Linked DNA regions of Mus musculus: region 2 is linked to region 1. A link is a contact called in ENCODE Hi-C data. All regions are on one chromosome and are shown on one strand. The core of a region is the stretch at or near the end of the contact, and the rest is flanking DNA. Distances in the headings are between cores, read along the strand shown. Region 1 holds the start of Spag6l (sperm associated antigen 6-like). Region 2 overlaps Drd3 (dopamine receptor D3).

The links. Hi-C counts contacts between places; a loop is a spot of excess contacts on that map.
Region 2: a map of regulatory T cell shows a loop between it and region 1 (81-fold over the local background). The contact joins the enhancer-like site here to the promoter of Spag6l in region 1. A Hi-C loop is called at or near these places in 2 of 37 maps with a recorded cell type or tissue (T-helper 17 cell and regulatory T cell).

Annotation. Positions count from the first base shown.
Region 1 is chr16:16,824,611-16,832,287 of GRCm38, forward strand. It overlaps Spag6l (sperm associated antigen 6-like), which reads right to left and starts at 4,753. Exons shown (of 11, transcript NM_015773.2): 1 at 4,585-4,753; 2 at 4,410-4,505. The coding sequence starts at 4,609.
Region 2 is chr16:43,769,069-43,776,745 of GRCm38, forward strand. All of the region lies in intron 1 of Drd3 (dopamine receptor D3), which reads left to right. Among named protein-coding and RNA genes, the nearest start is that of Drd3, 11 kb to the left of the region's middle. Within about 2 kb of position 3,488, at least 1 of the 3 ENCODE cell types and tissues checked has a DNase peak (open chromatin) inside an H3K27ac peak, as active enhancers do.

The sequences.
Region 1 (7,677 bases), core at 3,503-6,002:
GTCCTGGTTTCAATCTTCAGCATACATAAAATTTTATGTGTGTGTGTGTGTGTGTGTGTGTGTTTATGACAACAAATATATATATTATATATGTGACATGTATATGACAACAAATACTCATGTGTTCAGGAGGAGCACTGATAATTGTATCAGAAATACAGGCTGGATTTCCACTGCAATTAAGATCTGAAATGAGTTTCATGGCAGCAAAGAAAAGGTGAATATAAATTTTATGAAATAAGATAAAGCAGGATTTTTTTTCTACTAAAATTCCATACCCAGCAGCTAGCTTTACAGAAAACTTTCAATAAATGCTTAAAGAATAAATAAGCAGCATTTCTTGCTATATTTGTGACATAATAACCGAACTCTTTACTGATAGATTTAAAGAAGCTGTGGGAAAACCTAGTTTTTAAAATGTTTTCAGCTTTAAAAAAAAATGTATGTTGAACACACAGGTGATACACACAGGTGATACACACAGGTGATACACCCAGGTGATACAGACAGGTGATACATACAGGTGATACACACAGGTGATACAGACAGGTGATACAGACAGGTAATCAGATGTTCAAAGTCATCCTCAGCTGCAAAGGGAGGTCAGTACAATAGAGGAAGAGGAAGGATAAATAACTAAGGATGCTTTAAAAGACACGGAATCACTGTTTTATATTTATCTAAATCTATATATAATACTTACAACTGTATGTATATAATATGAAGAAGTTATATCACTTGTAGCAATAATACTCCCACCAAGAGCTATAGACTAATTAAGAAAAACTCCAGTACACACATGGAGAAATCTTTCAAGTTGTTGGTTAGATTCAATCCTCAGTACACATAACAAACAATATAGGCTATTACTATTGTCCTTGGTGGCCTTCCAGGAGTTGAAGTTAAATACCCATTACTGAAGGTAACATGCACTTTGGACACAGAACTCAAGGATGTGAGCTGGAACGGACCTGACAGTCTCCTCTACGTAGATACCGGACGGTGCTTTGCAAACTGCTAGAGGAGGAAAGCATTCAACAGTCTGAGCCAACTGTAATGTTAATGAGTCACAACAATGGCCAGCACAGCAAGGTATTTCTACAGGTACAGTGGTGGCACTCACATCTTGACAGTAACCAACGTAATGGCTAATTGAACTCAAAGCCCACTTAACAGGAAGGAACTTGAACTATAAATCTTGACAACTACCCAGGGCTAATGAGGTCATGGGTCTTAGAAGAGAACCTACCACCTCCACATTCCTAAATCGGTTAATCCCTAACTACATTCTAAAATTTTATTCTAATATCCACAGGTAAGTGTAAATCACATCCCCCATCAAAGAAACTTTTTGTTTGGTTGGTTTGAGGGTTTTTGGGTTTTGTTTTTGTTTTCAGTAGATGTCCATTACAGAAAGCCACTGCTGCCAAAATGCAAACAATAACTGACCATGGGGTGCCCGGCCCCACCTGATGCACCTACAGGACAACTCCTACAGCCTAGAGCTCAGGAGACAGATGTTCTCGAGGAGTGGTGGGGAGACTGTAAAAGGCAGAGAATGAGGAGGTTTGTGGTGAGATGCTGCCTTCTGGCTATGACAGGAAAGCTACATTCATGGAATCTCAACAACATGCTTGCCTAAAGAAGACTTGAACAATTTGACTACAATTGACAGAAGACCAGGAAAAATCTCTTGGGGTCCCTCCCTTTCCTAGATGAAAGCTACAAGCAATTACCAACTGCTAAGAGAGAATGAACTAGTCTTCCCCAGGGATGAGTCCCTGGAGTGGTCACCCAGTACCATCGCCCTAGAAACAAAGGCGTGCAGCCAGTACTGAATGGACTCATCAGACTGCATTCAGGATTTATTCATTCATATGTATATGTAACAAGGAGGAAGAGGCCATGAATTTAGAAGGCAGGGTAGACAAAAATGGGAGGAGATCATGGGAGGAAAATGATGTAATGAAAATGTAAAATTCAATAATGAACCAGGCATTTGTACTATGGAATCTTGAGGATTGTGAGAACAGAGAATAAAGAAAATTCATTTACATAAAATAACTGCAAAAAAGTTTATTTTATTTGTAACTGTGTGTGTGTGTGTCTGTGTGTGTGTGTGTGTGTGTGTGTGTGTGTGTGTGTGTACACATGAGTGCATGGAGACTAGAGGCATTGGATCTCCTCGAGCTGGAGTTATAGATTGTGAGCACTTTAGCCTTGGTGCTGGGAACCAAACTCAGTTCCTCAGGAGAAACAGTATAATCTTTTTTTTTTTTTTTTTTCTGAGACAGGGTTTCTCTGTGTATCCCTGGCTGTCTGGAACTCACTCTGTAGACCAGGCTGGCCTCAAACTCAGAAATCCGCCTGCCTCTGCCTCTGCCTCTCAAGTGCTGGGATTAAAGGCATGCGCCACCATGACTGAGGCATCTCTCCAGCCCCAAAACAACCAATTCTTTAATGACAACATCTTAGAAATTGGTACTGGTTCAGTGGCTGCTAGGGTGGAGTACAGAAGGAGGTGGGCGTGGATCCTGTATACTGACCTAAGTATAGTTTTCCCTGAGTATCATGATGGTGAGCACACAGGAGATGACAGTGCACAGAGTGAAATACACACAAGACAATACAACTGGGGAAACATGAATGGAATTAATCAGTTTCTGTCAATATTGGCATCATAACTGTACTAACAATAAACTTTTGAGCACTCAGGAGGCAGAGGCAGGCAGATTTCTGAGTTTGAGGCCAGCCTGGTCTACAAAGTGAGTTCCAGGACAGCCAGGGCTATACAGAGAAACCCTGTCTCGAAAAAACAAAAACAAAACAAACAAACAAAAAAAACCAAACTTTTGAAATACATCACTAGGGAATTAAATGAGCAAAGGGCACATGAATCTATACTTATCTCAATTTTTTAAGTTAAAGATAAAAAGGATACTGATAAAGATTTTAAAAATCCTATTCTAAAAGCTTACCTTACACCTCTACAGAGTCATAGGAACCAAAGGGGTCAAGGTCTCAGAACACACCCCACAGAATCTAATAAGCAGGGCTCATAGGGCCTCACAGAGACTTAAGAGACAATCACAAACCCTATATGGGTCTATGCTAGGTCCTTTGCACATACTAGTGTTCTTGGTGTAGCTTGGTGTTCTTGTGGGATTCCTAATAATTCAGGGAGGAGGTAGGGCCTCTGACTCTTAGGACATTTTCTTCCTGGGTTGCCTGCCCAGGCTTGGTTTGAGGGTCTGTGTCCAGCCTCATTGTAACTCGTTATCCAACTCAGTTGGCATCCCTGGGAGACCTGATTTTTTTTTCTTTTTAAGGGAAACAGGAGGGATGGATATAGGGGAGAGGGAAGAGAAGAGACTGGAAGGAATAGAGGGAGAGGGAACTTTGGTCAGGATATAAATATTTGAGAAAAGAATAAAAAATTTTAAAAATAAAGAAAATATCCGAGAATAAACACCAAAATCCAAAGGACAAAACAAAGGACCAAAAAGGTACAGGGTATTTAAGTTAGTTTTAAAGATATCCTATAATATGCCTGGTGGTAGTGGTGCACACCTTTGATCCTAGCTGTCACAGGAGGCAGAGGCAGGAGGATGTCTGAGTTCCAGGTCAGCCTGGTCTACACAGTGAATTCCAGGACAGTCAAGGCTACACAGAGAAACACTGTCTCCAGGAAGGAAGGAAAGAAAGAAAGAAAGAAAGAAAGAAAGAAAGAAAGAAAGAAAGAAAGAAAGAAAGAAAGAAAGAAAGAAAGAGAGAGAGATATCCAATAAACTAAAGGTTTCTCAAGACAAAATAGTGATAGCAATCTCAGAGTTCAGTTAGTAGCTCATGCTTGATCTGGGCAAATGAAACTCTCCTTCCTCCCTCCTCCCTCCTCCTCTTCTTACTGACATACCTGGCAGGGACAGGGATCTCTCTCTCTCTCTCCTCTCTCTCTCTCTCTCTCTCTCTCTCTCTCTCTCTCTCTCTCTCTCTCTCTCTCTCTCTCTCTCTCTCTCAGAATAAGATCTATGCTAAACAACTTCCAGGAAATTCATACTGCTTTGAATGAACCTGACAACCTGCCAGCGCCACCGCCACCCCCACCCCCACCCCCACCCCACCTCCGCTAAGGGGACTGGAGATTGTACAGGAGGAACTTGGAGGCGTCTCCTTTGACTCACCAGGCACACACACACAAACAACAAAACAAAACAAAACAAAACAAAACAAAACAAAACAAAGCAAACGAACAATACCTCTGCAGGTAAGAAACCCAAGAGGACAGCAGCTAAGGGTTACAGGTACAGCTGATGGGAGTCAGGGGATGGAAGAGGCCAGGGCCTGAGGGATAGGAGAATAGGATAGGGTGGCAGGTGAGACAGGCAGACAAGCGTGGGGTGCAGTCTTACCTGCATTCTGCAGCGTTTCGATGTTTTGGGGTCTTGTCGCCAGCTCTGCCACCATCTGCACGAATTGCGTCCGGGCTTTCTGGTACTGCTCGAACACTGAGGAGACAGACCCGGTAGAGGTGCCCTGTGGCCCGAGACGCCAACCCTCCCGAGTGCCCGCCAGCCTTTGCCATACCTTGCAGCACCTGCCGCTGGCTCATGGCGCCGCACCTGCTTCTCCAGGTCCAAGTGGTGGGCAGCTACCAGGACCTCCGCCACCGTTGAGCTGGTAGTGGGATCCGTTCCTCTGTGTATGCGTCTCCAGGGCAACCGACAGCAACCGGATACAACCACCAGCAAAGGTCGTGACGTCACGGCCAGAGTGGGGAAGGCTGTTACACTTTATCAACCGCTTGCCGGTTGTTGCACCCGCCTGGGGTGGGGAGGGTGTCTCTTGGGCAGAAGACTGTCAGGAGACAAGGTCCTCTACACACCAACCCACCAGAGTGGCTGGTGCGACGCCTACAGGTTGCGGGCACCACACACAGTCAAGAACAACCAAGCATGTAACCACCAAATAATCTGGTTGATAACAGTATTGTCAAAGCAACCTTAACACAGTGTTTTGTTTCTGGTGTATCCCTGGTACACATGACATTTTTGGTTTCCAGATCTCCGAAAACTCACAACTGTATACTTACTTAATTGCACTTAAGACAGCGACTAAGCAGTCTGAAATATTCAGTAGGAAAAGCAGAACAAATAATATAATTAATATCCTATGGTCCAGAATTACTCTTTTTTTTAATTAATTTATTTATTTATTTTCATGTATGTAAGTACACTGTATCTGTCTTCAGATACACCAGAAGAGGACACTGAATCCCATTACAGATGGTTGTGCGCACCATGTGGTTGCTGGGAATTGAACTCAGGACCTCTGGAAGAGCAGTCAGTGCTCTGAACTCACTGAGCCAACACTCTAGCCCCAAGGGTTACAATAAATAACAAGTTTGTGATCTGCATCTCTTTGGCTATTTGGTTTTAAAGTCAAGCTTTATTTTGTGGCTGAGTGACATTTCCAAAACAGGATGGGGACTGTATTAGTCAGGGTTTTACTGCTGTGAACAGACACCATGACCAAGGCAAGTCTTATAAAAAAACATTTAATTGGGGCTAGCTTACAGGTTCAGAGGTTCAGTCCATTATTATCAAGGTGGGAGCATGGCAGCATCCAGGCTGTCATGGCTCAGGCAGAGCTGAGAGTTCTACATCTTCATCCAAAGGCTGCTAGTGGAAGACTGACTTCCAGGCAACTAGGGTGAGGATCTTATACCCACACCCACAATGACACACCCATTCCAACCAGGTCACACCTATTCCAACAAGGCCACACCTTCAGATGGTGCCACTCCCTGTTCCAAGGATATACAAACCATCACAGGGACTATATCTTGAATACAGAGAAACCCAGTTTTCTTTTTCTTAGTAAAGGTATTCTTTGAAAATTTCAAACAAGCATAAATTTAACAATTTTTTAATGCAACAATTTTTAAGCCATATACAGTAGTCCCTCACACCGTGTCATAAACTGGCTTTATAGGAATGAGATCAAATTTCAGACATATTTCAGGGTAAATGTACTTTAAACAAAAGGGTTGTTTGATGTTATTTACATTCTCACACAAAACAGCTGGGGGGAGGGGAGGGTTGAGTGAGTGGTGTGAGTTTGGGTGTGTGGATGGGTGTTTGAAACAGTCTCGCTCTACATAGCCATACATGCCCTGGAATTTACTATGGGAGTATGGCTGGCTTTGAACTCAGGGAGCTCTGCCTGCCTCTATCTCCTGATTGCCACCATGCCTAGCTAAACAGACTAACTCTTAACTGAAAAAGCCTCCAGTTACTTTTAACGGTCTATGCATTACACTTACTCTACCACTGGTTCCTAGATTCTTTTTTGAAAACTACCAAATATTTCAGTAATGTGTCTCCTTTAAATATCTGACAGCTTCACCAGATATCAAGTGGGCAGATAGCACTTACTTCTGTAGAGTGCTGGCAAGACAGGAAACACAATAGAGGGGATGGACATGCATGTTTATTTGGTTCTCATCTTTGGAATCCTCTACAATAACTTTTTTAAATCTCACCCATATCTGAGCTCTCTTGATAAAGTGCTGATATTTGATGGTGCTCCCAGAGTAGTTAGGGACTAGAGAAAAAGCAGTGTGTTAGTCCTTTTTTCCCAGGGCTCTCCAGAAATGCTCCTGATCTTCCAATTCTGAAGTTTGCATGCTGATACTAGACCTTTGCTTGACTTTAAGGAATAAGATTCAGAGTGAGGCCATTCAGTGCCAATCTACCTTAGACACAAACTCAGCAGAGAGTCCCATGGTCCCCAGAGGAGTCTCCACTCCCAGGTCCCCAGAGGGTGCTCCACTCCCAGGATCCCAGGATCCAAGGATCCCAGGAGCTTGGTCACACCAGGATCTCAGGGTCTCAGAGGAAGCTTGAGTCCCAGGAACTCTGACACACCCAGAATCTCAGAATCACAGGTTCCCAGAATCACAGGATCACAGAAAAACCTGGACTCTGAGGAGTTCTGACTCAACCAGGATTACAGGAAGGACAGGATCCAATCAGATATACCAAGAGCAGGGAACACTTGAGATTACGATGGTGGGAGGCAAACATAAGAACATAAGCAACAGAAACCAAGGTTACTTGGCATCATCAGAACCCAATTCTCCAACCATAGCAAGTCCTAGATACACCAGCACACCAAAAGAGCAAGATATGGATCTAAAGTCACTTCTCATGATGATGATGATGGAGGACTTTAAGAAGGACATGAATAACTCCCTTAAAGAAATACAGGAGAACACAGGTAAACAGGTAGAAACCCTTAAAAAGGAAACAAAAAAATCCGTTAAAGAATTGCAGGGAAACAAAAACAAGAGGATGAAGGAATTGAACAAAGCCATCAGGATCTAAAAATGGAAATAGGAACAATACAGAAATCACAAAGGAAGACAACTCTGAAAATAGAAAACCTAAGAAAGAAGTCAGGAACCATAGATGAAAGCATCAGCAACAGAATACAAGAGACAAAACAGAAAATTTCAGGTGCTGAAGATACCATAGAAAACATTGACACAACAATCAAAGAAAATGAAAAACGCAAAAAGATCCTAACCCAAAACATCCAGGACAGAATGAGAAGACCAAACCTAACTATAATAGGTATAGAAGAGAGTGAAGATTTCAAACTTAAAGGTCCAGTAAA
Region 2 (7,677 bases), core at 2,238-4,737, about 27 Mb after region 1:
CAGGGAAGCAGAAAAGCACATCCAACAATCTTCAGATTCTGACGCATTATCTCTTTGTGTCTTATGCAACAAGGCTAAAGCAGAAGCATTCAATATAGACCACAGTAAATCAGTGGAAGAGGGGGGCCTCCCCGCAGGGAGAGTGGGCTGAAACAGGGTCGTAGCACACCCTGGGGCAGGAACAGGGGGGCGGGTGCCTGGAAGTCCTATGGATCCTTTATGATTGTTAGGGATGGTTTTAAAGGTCAGGCCATTGTCATAGTTATCTTGATACAATCTTAGGCCCCAGGTGAGAGAGCCGAGAACTTTCTCAAGCCTCTAAGTTCCTCCTCTTAGCAGTAAATTTTATGATCAGTGGATTACACCATCCCTTAGTGGGCTGTAAGGGCCAGGCTGCAGGCCAATGTGTTGAGGGAATTACTGTCACATCTGCCCTGGTATCTAGGAGCCCTTTGAACTGTTTGTCCTCTAGAAACAAAGTCGGCATGGGCCATGAATCGGTTATTTTCTGTGCCCAGTAGACTTCCGAGGATCCCAAAGAGGAAGGTCCTCGCTCCTCTTTCATATAAGGGAAATGGCCGAATAGTGGGAGTGGTAAGGCTTGGGCTATGCGCTCTCTAGCCCTAAGGGTAAGTGGTTCCTGCGTGGCGGTGACTAAGATTTTTATCTCCCCATGGTAGTCGGTGTCAACCACTGTAGGAGTCACCATTAGGCCTTGTAAAAGTCTGGACACTCGGCCGATGATGAGAAAAAACGTCTTTTGAGGAGGGGGCTCAAATTTACCTGTGTTAACTGCTGTTAATTGAGGCATATAATAATCAGGGGTGCCCCAGGCGGCATCTATACCCAATGTGAGGACACAGATGTCTACTTTTAACTTGGGCCAATGGGGCTTGGCACCAATCTTGGAGCTGGAGTTAGAGCAGCCCCAATGGCCAGGTTAATAGACTTAGAAACTTGTTGAGAAAACACATCTACCTCATTACAAAGCTTGATCATACCATTTATATCTAAACTCTTGGTTTTACCTCTCAGAGCAGCCCTACATGCTGAATTGGCGTTTTCAAGAGCAAGTTGTCGGACTAACAGACCCTCAGGTCCCAAAATTTTCTCAGCTGCTTCCTGCAATCTGGCAACGAACTGCGCATAGGACTCTTGGGGCCCTTGTATAATCTTGGTTAGGGGCATAGTTAGTGCCCCTGTAGCAGGGACAGTGCGCCAAGCTCTCAGGGCCGCTTGTGCCGTCTGGGCGAGGACACCAGGGGAGAGCCCTAATTGTTTTATGTCTGCAGCGAAATTGCCTTAACAACAGATTTTGTCAGCAGTCCAGGAGGCTGTCTTCCACAAACTCTGACTTTCAAGTTAAATATTGGCCTCTAGTGAGGACAGACTGAATAACTTTATTTTATTTATTGGGTACCAAGTAGCCTTCTGCTAAACCTTCTAATAGAGATACTGTGCGCAGGCGGCTTAGTCTTGCTTTTGCGAGATGGCGATTGGGAGTTTTCTAAAAAATCTTCAGTAAGGGCTAAGAGGCGAGCACCTTTTCCGCCCTTTTCTGCCTGCTCAAGGAGATCTCTGATGATTCCCCAATAACTAAAAAAGGACTCATGGACATCTTCTCCTTGTTTTATTAAACTATTGATTTCTTTGCCTACTTTATTCTAAGTTTCAGAACCATTTAATACCAGCCATGGACATCTCTTGTCCACAAAACAAAAATATATTATTAAATTCCCCTTTTTTTAAAACTCTTATCCCTCTCTCCTTAAGAGAACCCTTTATCTCTTCACTAAATGCCCCATGGTTAATGGGACAACAACTGAATGCCTAGGCTTACCTCCCGACGTCCGTACTCGACACTCGAGTGAAGTGTCGGTGGACTGTCCCACTGTTTCTCTGTCTGCGCGGTACCTCTTTAATCCTTAATCCGTTGTCCGGAGGGCAGTCGTACCTCGTGCCCCACGTCGGGCGCCACTTGACCCATCCAGCAGGTCCAGTTATTCGAGGATCTCGAGGGGACCTCCTCCTAATAACCAAATGGGGGGTAGAGAGAGACGAGGGTCTTGTACGAATAACGACACGGAAACCGTTCTGAAGTTGTATCAAGACCCCAATGTATTGAGAAAGGTCCAAGGTTTAAATGCACAAGCAAAGGGGGAAGTACAGATACTTATCAGTGGGAGGGGCAGGGCAATACAAGCAAAAGGAGAAGTACTTATGGGAGGAGGGGCAATAGAAATTCTTTCTTTTGACAGCTACACGGGGAAGCAGGAACTTGGTGGTGTCAGGGTGTGGTCAGGAGAGCGGTGATGACCCAGGGCTGGAACATCCTGTAGTTCTCGGAATCCATGTGTCGGTGGCCTGCTTTTGACCCTCTTTTCTTCTCGGGGGGAGAGGCCCAATTCAGAGATCAGGACAATAGCGTTGCCTAAATGGCTCCCAACAAGGAAAGTGATGTTGACCAAAGAGGGGCTCTGTTGAACTGCCTATTGGTGTTTGCTTCAGGAAGTCTGGTTGGACCCTAATGGAAACTTTCTGTCCGTACTTATTTAGAACATGAGTATTGTGACTTTTCTGCACTAGAACAGCATGGCAATCCCCTTCTGACCACAGTTACCAATATCAATGATGTCCCCAATCTACTGTTGAACACAAGAGAGCAACCAGTTTTGTAGAAAACCATCAGAAACCTGACCAAAGGCCTTAACAGACTCTCTGGAGCTGTGTCTCGCGGTTGTGTCCAGTGAAAATAGATGTGATCAAGCTGTTAGTCATCCACTATCCCCCAAAACAACAATGAAAAACAGCACCCCATTGTTCAGGACAGTTTTCAGAAAGTCGGTGCATGGTTGATGAAGCCTATATTCACCTAAATGCATGGAGGAGCAGAGCTATACCCCACTGGGAAATGGGTTGACTCTGGAAGACACTTTTTGTTCTTGTCAAGTTACCTCAAGGCTTTAGAGACTAGCCTCTAGTCAATACAATTCAGTATCTGGGTCTTTCTCCAGTAGTCAAGGGTTTATCTTGCTAGAGCAGAGGGTAAGATTTAAAGCAGCCATGATTCAACTAAGATTTGATTGTGTCCAAGACAAAAGCCAACCTCCATGCTTCTTAATGTGTCCTGAAGATGATGCAGTTCGAGTGGCTGGTCTAGTAATTATTATTCGTACCTAAGAGGAAACAATATTGTACGGTGCTGCTGTCAGCTTAAAGATCTGAGAGCCCTCGGAGGATAGGACACACATGAGAAGAAAACTATCTGAGAGCCAGAAGACTCACAAAATCCATAGTCTGACTTGGATACATTTATCTTTTCTGAACAAAATTGACTGGCCTTCCCATAGTAGCATGGGTGAGTTAGAGGAGACTATTATGTTGTATATTCAGGCAAGCCTGACTCGCTTCGATGTAAACAAAACAGGTTATTTCTGTCCCATGCCAGAATTCTGGAGGGAGGTGTCTGCTGATGTTATCCAGCTGCCCTATGATATCCAGGCGCAAAGCCTTCTATCTGTTCCCTTGGCTGTTTGGGCAAGTCACCTACTTCCTTACACTATGACAGACTAGCTGATAAAGCCTCAGGCATCTTATCAGTGTCCAAATATAGGATGGCAGGGAACAGAGAGAGAAATGGGGGAAGATGGAGGGAAAGGGTGAGGGAGAAAGGGGAGAAGGTAGAGAAATCTGAAACAGCTCAACTTGAACCATCTCCCCAAGGAATTTCAGTCTAACTGGCCAGAATTGAGTCAAGAGCTGGAAAAGGCCAAAAAAGAAAAAAGTTAAATTTTAAGTTGTGGTAAAAAGGAAAACACAGAGGCTGAGGAAATGCTGTCAAATGGGCAATAAATTGTCACCCAACACCACCTCCACTGGAATTCACTGGAATGGGTGTCATTCCAATGCAGGGTCACTTGATAGTGACTCCAAATAGGGCATATGAAGACTTGAAATTACATGGATAAAATGGGATAGCAATACTTTTCATGCTGGGCTGAAGTTAGTCTCATTTGTCATCACCTAAAAGGGTACCTTGTTGACTAGAAAGTATGATCTGTAAGGCTGTCCGCTCAAACAGTTTTAATTTTGTTTGTTTGTTTGTTTTGTTTTTGTTTTTGTTTTTCGAGACAGGGTTTCTCTGTATAGCCCTGGCTGTCCTGGAACTCACTTTGTAGACCAGGCTGGCCTCGAACTCAGAAATCTGCCTGCCTCTGCCTCCTAAGTGAGCCACCATGCCCGGCTCAAACAGTTTTAGTTATAAGTCCAACTCAGCTTAAATTGTAAGCACAATGAGCTGACTCCCCTTTTAACAGTCCTAAGGTGGCACAGGCTGAAGGCATACTTTGATAAGGGTTCCAACTCCATTTCTCCACCATTCTTTCTGCTCAGCCTTCTTTCATAGAGACCCCGTGCACAGGCAAAGTGATAAGCTATAAGCTTCATATATGCACATCCTACCATCTACACAAGAGAGAAATTGTGGAAGTGTCCAGAGGCATTCAATTGCACTGGCTTATAACACAGAACTTTCTTGGGACCGATCGCCCCATCAGAACTGGCATTAGCATAGTTTAAAATTGTGCCCCTTCCCAAGGAACACATCAGTAGCTCGGGGTTCTCAGGGATCCCACTGGAATGCAGGGACAGCTGAGAAGGCACAATCAACATGAGGTACAGTCAGCTGTCATAAGTGTCACCTTCCTTACTAAGGACGCACAGGAGCCTGCCCTCTGGAAGTGTGTAACAGAAAACTCACAGGGGCCAGTCACAGAACTACCTCTGTCTTTGTCATAGGACAAAAAGTATATGGGCTGCCTTACAAGTTGTATTTCAGAGGGCCCCTAGTTTAGCTCTTTAATTCAGTGCTCATCGTTCTCGGGGAGACTCTTTTCTAGGTAGTGCTGTGAAGTTCTCTCAGATTAGCTCTTCAGTTTCTAATTTCCGGGCTTTACAGTACTGCAGGCTGGAGCTCTCTCTTCAAGCACACAGATCCTCCTTGGTTCCACTTGGTTAAGCACTTTTTGTGATACTCTAGGCAGTTATATAAGGATTCAGAAGGGAAGAAAGAATGCAGGAGAATATTTGAAATATAAACAGTCCCCATTACCAATGGTCCAACTTATAATGTTTTTTTCATCGTTATGATGGTATGAAAGTAATACACATTCAATAGGAACCACATCTCAAATTTTGAATTCTGATCTTCTCCCAGGCTAGCTGTACACAGCACAATATCCCAAGTGTGCTGAGAAGCATCAGGAGTCACAGCTCCCATTCAGTCTCATGACCCCAAGAGGAAATCAATACTGCCATGGCTATGTGCTGCTGAGCTATGCTTTGGGCAGGCTGGATGCATTAAGTGCATTTTCCACTTATAACACTTTCTGTTAGGTTTATTGAGAATTAATCCCTTCATTGCTGGAGGAGTACCTGTGCTGGAGTCAGAGGATTTGGGTCCCAGTTTGGACAGGAGAAAATATTCAAAAATAAGAAACCATAGAGAAATAGAGAAAGTGACCCACCCTTCTGAGGGATTATAGATAATGATTGCTGGGGGTAAGACATTTCCTTCAGTGACTTAGCCATTGATAAAGTGCCCATGTTTCTGTAAATAACCCCTTGCCTACACTCCTGTAAGCAATTGTAATAAAGCCCATTCTCTCTCTCTCTCTCTCTCTCTCTCTCTCTCTCTCTCTCTCTCTCTCACACACACACACACACACACACACACACACACACACACGACATGAAACATCAAAATAGAACAGGGTTGATTCAGGCAGAGACACACCATAGAAGAAATAACCTAAACTGAGGGTGAGGGCAGAAAAGAATGCGTAGGACAGGGAAAGTATTTGGATCTTGAAATGACACCAATTATTAAAAATAAGGTTTTTAAAGAAGAATTGCACCTCAGTTCAAAAACAGATAATAGTGGTTTCATACCTCCCACTGGGAAACAAAGGAGTAGGGATTCTCACGAATGATGGATTCGCTAAAAGGGAAACTTAGATCTGGAAGAGCTTGGATGCCCATCCTCTAATGTGATGGGCACACAGGAAATCCGGCCACAGTCTAGTGACAAGCAGGTCTGGGAGCACACAACCTAAAGCTACTCACCCATGATGCCTTGCGCTCAACTGGAAATGAGCTTTACCTCCAAGCTAAACCCTGACTGTGGAGGCAGCTTCACGTCAGTGGGATTCACTGTTAGGTTGAACTCAACTCTGCCAAACAGGAAGTTTCAGGAGGTCTCCAGTCTGTAGTCTATCCAATAGTCTGTAGTTGTTGTAATAAACCTCTGTCCCCAGTCAACCCCACACACCCCAAGTGACTTGTGCAACCACTTGCCATCTTCCCAAGCAACAATTGTGGCATCAGCAGTTATTAGTTTCCCATATCAATTGGGAAAAATATATTCAATGAGGTGAAAAGTTTTCATTTATAGCCCCATTTTTCACCCACAAAAAACCTGCTTTTAAAAAGATGAGAAGAAATAATCCAGAGGTTTATAGCACTGTTGTTCTTACAAAGGACCTGAGTTTGGTTCCCAGCATCCACACTGAGAGGCTCAGAACCACCTGTAACTCAGGTTCCAAGGAATCTGATGCCCTCTTTTGACTCCTTCAGAAACTGGCTCATACTAAAGCAGACACACATATTTCTTCTTCTTCTTCTTCTTCTTCTTCTTCTTCTTCTTCTTCTTCTTCTTCTTCTTCTTCTTCTCCTTCTTCTTCTTCTTCTTCTTCTTCTTCTTCTTCTTCTTCTTCTTCTTCTTCTTCTTCTTCTTCTTCTTCTTCTTCTTCTTCTTCTTCTTCTTCTTCTCCTTCTCCTCCTTCTCCTTCTCCTTCTCCTCCTTCTCCTTCTCCTTCTCCTTCTCCTTCTCCTTCTCCTTCTCCTTCTCCTTCTCCTTCTCCTTCTCCTTCTCCTTCTCCTTCTCCTTCTCCTTCTCCTTCTCCTTCTTCTTCTTCTTCTTCTTCTTCTTCTTCTTCTTCTTCTTCTTCTCCTTCTCCTCCTCCTCCTTCTCCTTCTCCTCCTTCTCCTTCTCCTTCTCCTTCTCCTTCTCCTTCTCCTTCTCCTTCTCCTTCTCCTTCTCCTTCTCCTTCTCCTTCTCCTTCTTCTTCTTCTTCTTCTTCTTCTTCTTCTTCTTCTTCTTCTTCTTCTTCTCCTTCTCCTCCTCCTCCTTCTCCTTCTCCTCCTTCTCCTTCTCCTTCTCCTTCTCCTTCTCCTTCTCCTTCTCCTTCTCCTTCTCCTTCTCCTTCCTCCTCTTCCTCTTCCTCTTCCTCTTCTTCTTTTTTTTTTAATTTTTAAAGATTATAAATAAGATGAAGAGAAGTGAAGTGAATAATTAGAGGAGTGATTTTACTTTTGATTTTTGGCTATTCCTCCCCCCCCCCAAAAAAAAACAACTAAAAACCTCTCCCTCTAGAGCAGGCCTTCTCAACCTGAGGCCCATAAACCACTGCATTGTTTCCCTGTATTCCAAAAGAAATTTAAAAACAAGGATTGGCCTAGGAAAGTGGATTTATTTTCGGTCGGTCCAAACTACTGGCAGAAAGAAACTGATTTCTTTCCAACATGTCTGTGACAGCCTTATAATTTACACAAATCCATGAGCGAGAGAGAGAGAAAAAAAAGACACACTCATGCAGATCTAGCAGAGAGACAGGTTAA